Linked DNA regions of Homo sapiens: region 1 is linked to region 2. Evidence: read pairs that join two places in POLR2A ChIA-PET (ENCODE). Cell type or tissue: PC-9. All regions are shown on one strand.

Region 1 (5,000 bases), 82 kb before region 2:
AACTGAAAGTCTAGGATCAAGTCCAACTTCAGGTCTGGCTCAACTGAAAGATGTTCTCTCAGGGTCAATTTCTCTCCATCTTCTGCTCCTCCCTTCCTCCACAGGTCACCTTCATCAATAAGCTGCCTGCCCTCATGGCTATGTGATGGTACTGGCAGCTCCAGGGCTCACATCTGCACACCATCAAATCCAGCAAAGAGCGGGGACTCTCTCCCAGGCACCCCAAAAAACATCTACTCAACACTCATTCTGATTGAGTCTCTGCCATCCTTGACTCACTGAGACCAGGGTGATATGCTGACTCACTTTAAAGTGGGAATTAGCTAAAGAGAATTCCTGGGAGAAGACGGGGTTAAATGCTGGGAAGTCAACCAAAAAGTGTTCAAAATGTGGTCTGACCAATGCCGAGTCAGTTCCCTGGTGTAGTATACTGGTACGGGTTGAGCATCCCTAATTCAGAAAAAAATACAAAACCCTAAACATTCTGAGTGCTGACATGACCATAAAAGGAAACACTCATTGGAGTATTTCAGATTTCCAGATTAGGGATGCTCAATTGCTAAGTATAATGCAAGTATTCCAAAATACAAAAAAAAAATCCAAAGTTCAAAACACATCTGGTCCCAAGCATTTCAGATAAGGGATACTCAAACCTGTATAATTAATACAGCACATAGAACTGGTGTAGTGTGCCAGTTGAAAACAAACCAACCCAAAAGACTTCAGGACCCAGCAGGGGACATCAGGCAACAATTAAAAACAAAAATTGGCCAGGCTCAGTGGCTCACACCTATGATCTATAATCCCAGCACTTTGGGAAGCCAAGGCAGGAGCACTGCTTGAGCCCAGGAGTTTGAAACCAGCCTGGGCAACATAGTGAGACACCCATCTCTACTGAAAATACAAAAAAAACCCAGGTGTGGTGGTGTCTGCCTGCAGCTCTAGCTACTCAGGAGAGGCTGAGGTGGGAGGATCACCTGAGCCTGGGAAGTCAAGGCTGCAGTAAGCTGTGATTGTACCACTGCACTTCAGCCTGAGCGATGGGAGTGAGACCCTGTCTCATAAGCAGATACATACATACAAAAATCACGTAAACCATTTGGCATACTTTTAGTATACATGAGACACAATACAAGCACTTGCTTTATTGAGCTTTGCTTTTTTGTGCTTTGCAGATAATACATTTCTTACAAATTGAAGGCTTGTGGCAACCCTGCATCGAGCAAGTCTATCAGTGTCATTTCTCCAACAGAATGGGCTTACTTCGTTAGCATTTTTTAGCAATATTTTTTAAATTAAGGCATGTACATTGCTTTTTTTAAGATGTAATGCTATTGCACACTTAACAGACTACAATATAGTGTAAACATAATTTTTGTATGCACCAGGAAACCAAAAACCTCATGTAATTCATTTTATTGTGGTGGTCTGAAACTGAATTCACAACATCACCAAGATGTGTCTGTAGTTAAAATGCAACGTGAAATAAAAAATACAAAACACAAGCTGGGTGCAGTGGCTCATGCCTGCAATCCCAGCACTTTGGGAGGCCGAGGAGGGTGGATCACCTGAGGTCAGGAGTTCGAGACCAGCCTGACCAACATGGTGAAACCCCGCCTCTACTAAAAATACCAAAATTAGCTGGGTGTGGTGGCACACGCCTGTAGTCCTAGCTACTCAGGAGGCTGAGGCAGAAGAATAGCTTGAACCTGGGAGGCAGAGGTTGCAGTGAGCCAAGATCGTGCCATTGCACTCCAGCCTGGGCAACACAGAGAGACTCTGCCTCAAAAAAAATAAATAAATAAAAATACAAAACAGGACACCACACTTGAAGACTCCTGTGATTATCACTAGACAAATGCTTCTGGTTCATGGGACCATCAATCTGGGTGCAAGGAGTAGTGGAGGTTGGCTCTGCAAAGGTCTTTCCAACATGAATGAATGAATTCCTTCATCACAGAGTCGCTGCTGTTTACTAACCCTTACATTCCTGCCACCACTGTTTCAGAGCAAATTTCCCCATAACCTCATCACTTAACACAACCGTTTTATTTTCTGATCATTTTGCCGGTCAGGAATTTGGGAAGAGCTTGGCTAGGCCATTCTTACATAGACACTAGGAGGTGGCTCCTGCCATCCGAAACCCTGGCTGAGATGACAGCTCCACGGACTGTGGGCTGGAGCACCATGTGGTAGTCTCCCCAGCATGGTAGCCTCACAGTGGTTGGACTTATTACAGAACGGCTCACGGCTCCAAGCACAAGTGCCCCCGCAAACAAGAGGGGCCTGCACAGCCTTTTATAATTTAGCCTCAGCAGTCAGAGGAGCACTTCCACCCTCTTCTACCAGCTGAAGCGGTTCTAGGGCTGCCCAAATTCAAGAAGTAGATCCCTTAACAGAGGAAGTGGCAGAGTCACACTGTAGGAGGGCATGTGGGACAAGGGAGAGTCACAGCCTCAGCTGGAAAATGCAATCTGCTCCACCTCAGGAGGATGACAAGACAGATTTTTATCTCAAAACCCATTCATTCAAGTGTCTCTATTTCCCAAACTGATTTTTGCATCACTGAAGTGTTTAGACATCGAACCAGTGTGAATTCTGTGGACAATCAGCCAATTCCAAAAACACAGTGAAGACAGCTATAAAGCCCACTCGCTGTTAAATACAAAACTCTGTGCTTCGCACTTTCTCAGGCCAGCTGATCCTGTTTCTTCACTCCACTGAAAACGAGGCAAAGGCATAATTAAGAAATATTTTGCTGCATCACCATGTTCTTCAAAATCAAGCTCTAGGACTGATGAAAATATGTTCAGCACTTTACCACGGAAAGAATACAATGACCTTTCCTCTACCCTTGACTTACTTTAATAATAATACTTAAAATGTTTAAAAATAATAAAGCCGGCCCTCTCTTATATAGAACTCTCATGTAGAACTTCTACGGTACCAAATACTTTACATATACTGACTTGTTTGAAACTATATACAGTAGGTCCTGTTTCTACAAATATTTTACCAAGGAGGAAACTGAGGCACAGTAGAGATAACTTGCCCAAGATCACACAGCTTCAGCTGGAATTCAAACTCAGGAAATGCGGGCTCCAAAGTTCATACTTTTAATCACTAAACTCCCCTAAGCCCTCACATATAAAAACAATACATGCTGTTTCTAAGAGCAAAATAATCAAAATCCCCTACTTGCCTGGGATAATCATTATGAACAGCCTGGAAAGAATGTATTCTTCCAAGAATACATTCTCTCTGTGTTGACACAAACATGCTTAGCCTTTCGTTTGGGATCACAGCATAGGCACTATGACATAAAGGTGTAAACACTCTCTTGTGAGTTATATTTGTCACCTGATAATACATCCTGGTCATAGCTTCAGGAAATAGCTCTCACTTGTCCTTTTTAATAATATTTCTTACCTCTACATCTTTTTTTTTTTTTTTTTTTTTTGAGACAGGAGTCTTGCTCTGTCACCCAGGCCGGAGTGCAGTGGCACAATCTCAGCTCACTGCAACCTCCATTTCCCGGGTTCAAGCGATTCTCATGCCTCAGCCTCCCGAGTAGCTGGGACGATAGGCACGTGCCACCACACCTGGCTAATTTTTTGTCTTTTTTTTTTTTTAAGTAGAGATGGGGTTTTGCCGTGTTGCCCAGGCTGGTCTCGAACTCCTGAGCTCAGACAATCCGCCTGCCTCGGCCTCCCAAAGTACTAGGATTATAAGCGTGAGCCACCACGCCCGGTTGACATCATTCTTATTTAATAAAATTTCATAAGAATGATATAGTCGGCCTTCCATATTTCTGGGTTCCCCACCCAGAATTCTACCAACCACAGATAGAACATATTTGGGGGAAAAAGGGATGGGTACATCTGAATGTATATAGACATGTTTTTCTTGTCATTATTCCCTAAACAATACAGTATAACAACAAATGACACGGCATTTACATTGTATTAGGTAGTATAAGTAATCTGGACATCATTTAAACTATATGGGAGAATGTGCGTAGTTTAAATGCAAATACTATGCCATTTTATAGCATTTTATATCAGGGACTTGAGTTATCTGTGGATGTTAGTATCCATAGGAGATTCTGGAATGAATCTCCCAAGGATACTGAGGATGACTGTACTATAATTTATTTAACCAATTCCTACTGAGGGACATTCAGTATTCCTAGATTCGGGCCAGAACAAAAAAAGTACTGCAATTAGCAAACTTTTCCTACATTTGCAACGTTAAGTATGTACTTGTGCTTTTATGTCTACAAGACAGAATTCCTGGATTCCTCAAGAGAAACATATTTTCAATCTCAAAATTATTGCCGGATTGCTTTATAAAAAAGATTGCAATCATTCACACACCACAGGGGTAGACATATAGGAGTAATTGTTTCTCTGTACACTTACCACCACTGGAAGTTATTATTTTTGAAGGTCGAAAAGTGATTTCTTTTGATGTGCATTTCTCTGATTACTACTGATGTTGAACACCTTTGTTTTTCTTTTTTGCCACTTGATTGCTCATCACCCTATACCTACTGACCTCTACCGCCACCTCTTTTGGCATTTACTTTTATTTGTTTACAAGCGTACTAATATTTCAGCATATTTTATAATGTTTTCCCCCAGAGTACTACCTATGTCCAAGTAGAGGCTAGTTGTACCCCATTATTTGTTCTCTTTTCTTCCTCATTAACTCAACTTTTTGTTGGGCACTTGGTGGTTCCAGAACACTTCCAACGTCTTTTGCAGCTGGGTGTGGCCAGATGGCTAGGTTCTGGCCAAGCGGATGAAGCATTTTCTGGAAGCTCTCTTTAACAGGCAGTGCAGGTATCATGCATCACCTTGGTTCTCTCTTTCTTCACCCCTTTCCTCTATCCTCTAAGCTACTTGAGACTCAGTACTTTCTGAATCCAATGATAGTATTACGCTGTCATTGAAAATGTTATACTAAGTCACAAATACGTACTTATATGACATTAGGTC
Region 2 (5,000 bases):
TGGTGAAGGGAGCAGCGCTCCTTCTTCCTACCTATATGACCCAGGTACTGATGCTGCAGTTCCTCAATTCTAAAATGGAGAAAACATTTGAAGGCCAAGGCAAGACAATCACTTGAGGTCAGGAGTCCAAGACCAGCCTGAGCAACATAGTAAGACTCCATTTCTACAAATAATCTTTTTTAAAAATTAGTGGGGTGTGGCACTGCGTGCCTGTAGTCCTAGCTACTCAGGAGGCTGAGGCGGGAGGATCGCTGGAGTTCGAGGCTGCAGGGAGCCATGATTGCACCACTGCACTCCAGTATGGGCAACAGAGCAAAACCCTGTCTCCCGCCCCCCCACCGAAAAAAAAAAGAGAAAGCAGTTGGCGTATCTCTAGAGTTGTGCCCTTAGTTAAAAATTTAAAGCATTTTATTAAGAACATAAATGTTGGAGGCTCTCATCATCTTCAACATCATCATTGCAGCTGTTTTCCTAGTGGCTCTCCATGGTGGTTCTCCAGGCTGGCAGCAACAGAAGCATCTTTAGATTTACAAACAAAATCTAAATCCTCCTTTGGAAGGAGGGCATGAAGTACCATGCTGTATTAGGAATCGGGCAACCTGTGAGCCATGGAGCCCTGGAAAGGTTTGGATCTGGTAGCTCAGTCTCCTCACCTCCAAAAGAGAATTTTTTTTTCTTTTTTTTTTTTTTTTTTTTTTTTTTGAGACAGTCTCACTCTTTCACCCAAGCTGGAGTGCAGTGGCACAATCTCGGCTCACTGCAACCTCCGCCTCCCAGATTTGAACGATTCTCCTGTCTCAGCCTCCCAAGAAGCTGGGATTACAGGCACGTGCCCCCACACCCAGCTAATTTTTGTATTTTTAGTAGAGACGGGATTTCACCATGTTGGCCAGGCTGGTCTCAAACTCCTGACCTCAGGTGATCCACCTGCCTCGGCCTCCCAAAGTGGCGGGATTACAGGCATGAGCCACCGTGCCTGGCCAACAAAAGAGAATTTGAATCACCTAAGATCCTTCTCCCTGTTTATGTCCTCATTGCTATGAGACTGCATATGCTTATTAGGCTTAAAGAGTTTATTGATCAGTGTCACTGCATTTTGTGCACATGTACTCAGAGCACAAACAGCAGAGAATACAAAAATACCCCACACTGTCTGGGCTGATTAGCTGAAGAAGGAATGTGCTGATGCCTTCACGATCCTGCACTGACTGTACTCATCACGCCTTCTGTTTAGTACACATAGTGGCTGCTTTTTCACCCTCCTTACATCAGAAAAACTGCACCATTAAGGGCCCAGGGTAAATGTCAAATATCGTACTAACCAACTGATTGTAACCTCCACTTCAAACATGCTGATTTTTGTCCACTGATCCTAAAACAGACTTTATATTCATTCCACAAACATAGAAATGCCACCACTCATAGCCTAGGGCCTGGATGCAGCAACATTTCACACGGAAAAGAATGTGAACAATGGGTCCTGAGCAGAGGGTGGGGCTCCCTTTCTCGTCCCCCTTCTCCTCTCCCCTTCTCCTCCAGCCAGCTCACCCACAGTAAAAGAGCCCTTAGAATATGGGAACACCTAGTATGTTAGCTGTAAAGGCTGAAGGGGATTCCAGCCATCCAACAGCCTTTCAGTGAATCCTGCAGTGAGATAAAGTCCAGATTTCAGTGCCAGGAGGAAGTGGACGGGGGATGCGGACGTCCTGGGGAGAGAGGGGGGCACTCCTCCTGGGATGCCATGCTCCTAGGGAGACTGCAGCAGCCCTCCACATGTATGTGGGAGAGGGAAGGGAAGATCGGCAGGAGAAACAGCTCCAAACCCCTCCCTCCCTTCTTGTCACTTTGCCAGGGCTGCTTCTGTCGGGCTTGTGGCTTCTCCATTCCTGTCCCTCCCATTCTGAACACTGTAATTCAGCTAAGCTTTACCAAAAACCCACTAGAGGCTGGACGTACATCTTTAGCCTACGTCCACTTAGAAGATCTGTATGCTGTGCATATGGCATGAATGTCAAAGTGAATCAGGAGGCCCTGCCGATCAGAGTTAACCACCTAAAGAGGAGGTTCCCATATAACCACACAGAACACACTGAGGACAGCACTAAGCTGCAGAGAAACGAATGTGGAGAAAGCCCAGGAGGGGCTGGGGGAGTCCCAAGACCTCACAGAAGAGGCCATGATTCAGTTTTTCTCAGGCAGAGAGGGCAGGGAGGCATTCTGGAGGGGTGGGTGTCTTCCACAGCAACACCAGGCTGAAGACCAACAGGAGCCAGGAGGTCCCCATCCCACGTCACAGGGGTTGGGAAAAAAGCTATGTCACGTGGCAGCACAGTTTAGTGGCCAAGGGCTGAAAATACAGACCACCTGGGTCTGAATCCTGGCTCTGCCAGTGCTTAGCTGTGTGACCTTGGGCAAATCACGTCCTCTCTGTGCTTTGGTTTCTTCACCTAAAAAGTAAGTATGATCATGGTACCCACTTCAGAGTGTTGCTCTGAGGATTAAACAAGTTAGCCATGCAGTGTGCTTAGGATAACAGTGTCTGACACAGTATGCATTGAACAGACACCAACTATAACGATAACAAATGAAAATCATCATTATTGTTTTTACTATTGTTATCCTGTAAAAACTAAATTCAAATTAAGGCAAGGAGGAGGAGGGAGGAGGGGAGTGTTTTTAGGAAAAATGAACGCAATGCAACGGGGATTCCAGAGAGTACAATAGAACATCAAGCAAGTCATCAACCTCTCTGAACCTCAGGCTCTTCTTCGGTAAATCCATCCAAGAACAATATTCAGTAAAAATGCATAGTGTGCCTGCCTGTGATGCACCAGGCACAGCTAGAGATAACACACATCAGCTATTGTGTTCCATTTTGTGAGCCAGCCACACTCAGCTGACTCTGTCTCCTCTTGGACTAGGGGATTTTATGCTGCACTGTGGGTAGATGTGGTCCTGTCCTTCCCAGACAACAGGATAAGTATGATGTGCTGCAGGCCAGTGCTGTGCCACCTCCCTCCCATAGGGCATGGAGTTTGGGTAGCAGCAAAGCTTTCAAGGGGAGCACTTCATTTCCCCTGCACCTTCCACGAGGAATTCCATTTGAAAAAGACTGGTAGCTTAAAAGGTTTCCTGGGGGTAGGACATAAAGACAAAAAACTGATCCCACGTGTCCTTCAAAACAAACAGCTGAAGGTAGCTACTCTTACTTTGTCACTGCTTTTTGGATGCAACATCAAAAGGAAAGCTACCAGTCTCAGTTACTAATTCTTGCTCCTTCTCTATTCACCACTGCATTTTTTGCTTTGTTTCCTGGCCACAGCACCACTTGAGATTTCTGGCTTGCTCCAGAAGATCCTATGAAGGTGTGCACTTCGGTGCTGCTTTGCTATTTAGTAAGTATCTTCATTAACAGCTTCACTGATATTTAAGCTGCCAACCACCTGTATAAGAAAGTATATAAAAGGAAAAAGTTCAAATGCCTCACAGATTAAAGTAACTAAGAAATTCCTCTCAATTCCACAAAGATGTAGAAAAGAATTCACAGCCCTAAAATCATCAGACATAACATAATCTGGTCGTTACTGGTGGATAACATGTTATGGTTGGACACCGCTTCTCAAACTTGAGCAGACATCAGAGTCACAGGAAGGGTTTGTTAAAATGCACCTTTGTCCCGCTCATAGTGACATGGGAGCCTTAGGATCTGCTCAGTACATTCCTTTTCTGCTGAAGCAAGCTTAAGCCAATGTTTCATCATTTGCAACCAAGAGGACCCCAATTAATAGACCTGGGCCTCGCAAATGACACTGCAGGTTCTCTTCTTTCTGGGCTGTGCTCAGATACCACAAGGAGGATTTACAGGAGTGTATGCACCCTCCCTGAGTGTCCACGTCCCCAGCCTCTGCACCCTGCTTTCTTTCACTGCTCCTTCAGTTCAGGCCAATGTTGAAAGTCAGGTATTTAGACACTTCTCAAAAGAAGACATTTATGCAGCCAACAAACATGAAAAAAAGCTCATCATCACTGGTCACTAGAGAAATGCAAATCAAAACCATAATGAGATACCATCTCACGCCAGTTAGAATGGCGATCATTAAAAAGTCAGGAAACAACAGATGCTGGTGAGGCTGTGGAGAAATAGGAATGCTTTTACACTGTTGGTGGGAGTGTAAATTAGTTCAACCATTGTGGAAGACAGTGTGGTGATTCCTCAAGGATCTAGAACCAGAAATACCATTTGACCCAGCAATCTCATTATTGGGTATATACCCAACGGAATATAAATCATTCCACTAAAAAGACACATGCACATGTATGTTTATTGCAGCACTATTTTCAATAGCAAAAACTTGGAACCAACCTAAACATCCATCAATGATAGACTGGATAAAGAAAATGCGTCACATATACACCATGGAATACTATGCAGCCATAAAAAAGAATGAGTTCATGTCCTTTGCAGGGACATGGATGAAGCTGGAAGCCATCATTCTCAGCAAACTAACACAGGAACAGAAAACCAGACACTGCATGTTCTCACTCATAAGTGGGAGTTGAACAATGAGAACAAATGGACACAGGGAGGGGAACATCACACACCCGGGTCTGTTGGTGGGTAGGGGGCAAGGGGAGGGAGAACATTAGGACAAATACCTAATGCATGCGGGGCTTAAAATCTAGATGACTGGTTGATAGGCACAGCAAAGCACCATGGCACATTTATACCTATGTAACAAACCTGCATGTTCTGCACATGTATCCCAGAACTTAAAGTAAAATTTTAAAAAAATAATAATTCGAATTAAAATTTAAAAAAAGAAAGTCAGGTATTCAGTTCTACTTTCAGTGGATTTGTCTCAGTGTTCCTGTTTTGACCAGTGAAACCCTATCTATCCATTTCCTATAAAGCAAATATAGTGAGATGCTAACTGTAGGACCTAGGTGGTGGTCTATGGTGTCTGCTGTGGGATCCCCTGTACTACTGTAGAACCTCCCCG

Evidence for each region. Peaks named below come from ENCODE experiments on the same cell type or tissue, not always from the same donor. Only the 100,000 strongest peaks of a DNase experiment are listed, where the experiment ranks them.
Region 1: POLR2A ChIA-PET joins it to region 2 with 25 read pairs; 2 of 35 experiments call an interaction of 5 or more read pairs at or near these places.

The regions. Positions count from the first base shown.
Region 1 is chr17:20,182,642-20,187,641 of GRCh38, reverse strand. The region is part of intron 3 of SPECC1 (sperm antigen with calponin homology and coiled-coil domains 1); the gene reads right to left. Among named protein-coding and RNA genes, the nearest start is that of SPECC1, 180 kb to the right of the region's middle. In PC-9, no CTCF peak of the experiment used is centred here; a DNase peak (open chromatin) is centred at 2,471; H3K27ac peaks cover 1,305 bases.
Region 2 is chr17:20,100,443-20,105,442 of GRCh38, reverse strand. The region is part of intron 2 of SPECC1 (sperm antigen with calponin homology and coiled-coil domains 1); the gene reads right to left. Among named protein-coding and RNA genes, the nearest start is that of SPECC1, 94 kb to the right of the region's middle. In PC-9, no CTCF peak of the experiment used is centred here; no DNase peak of the experiment used is centred here.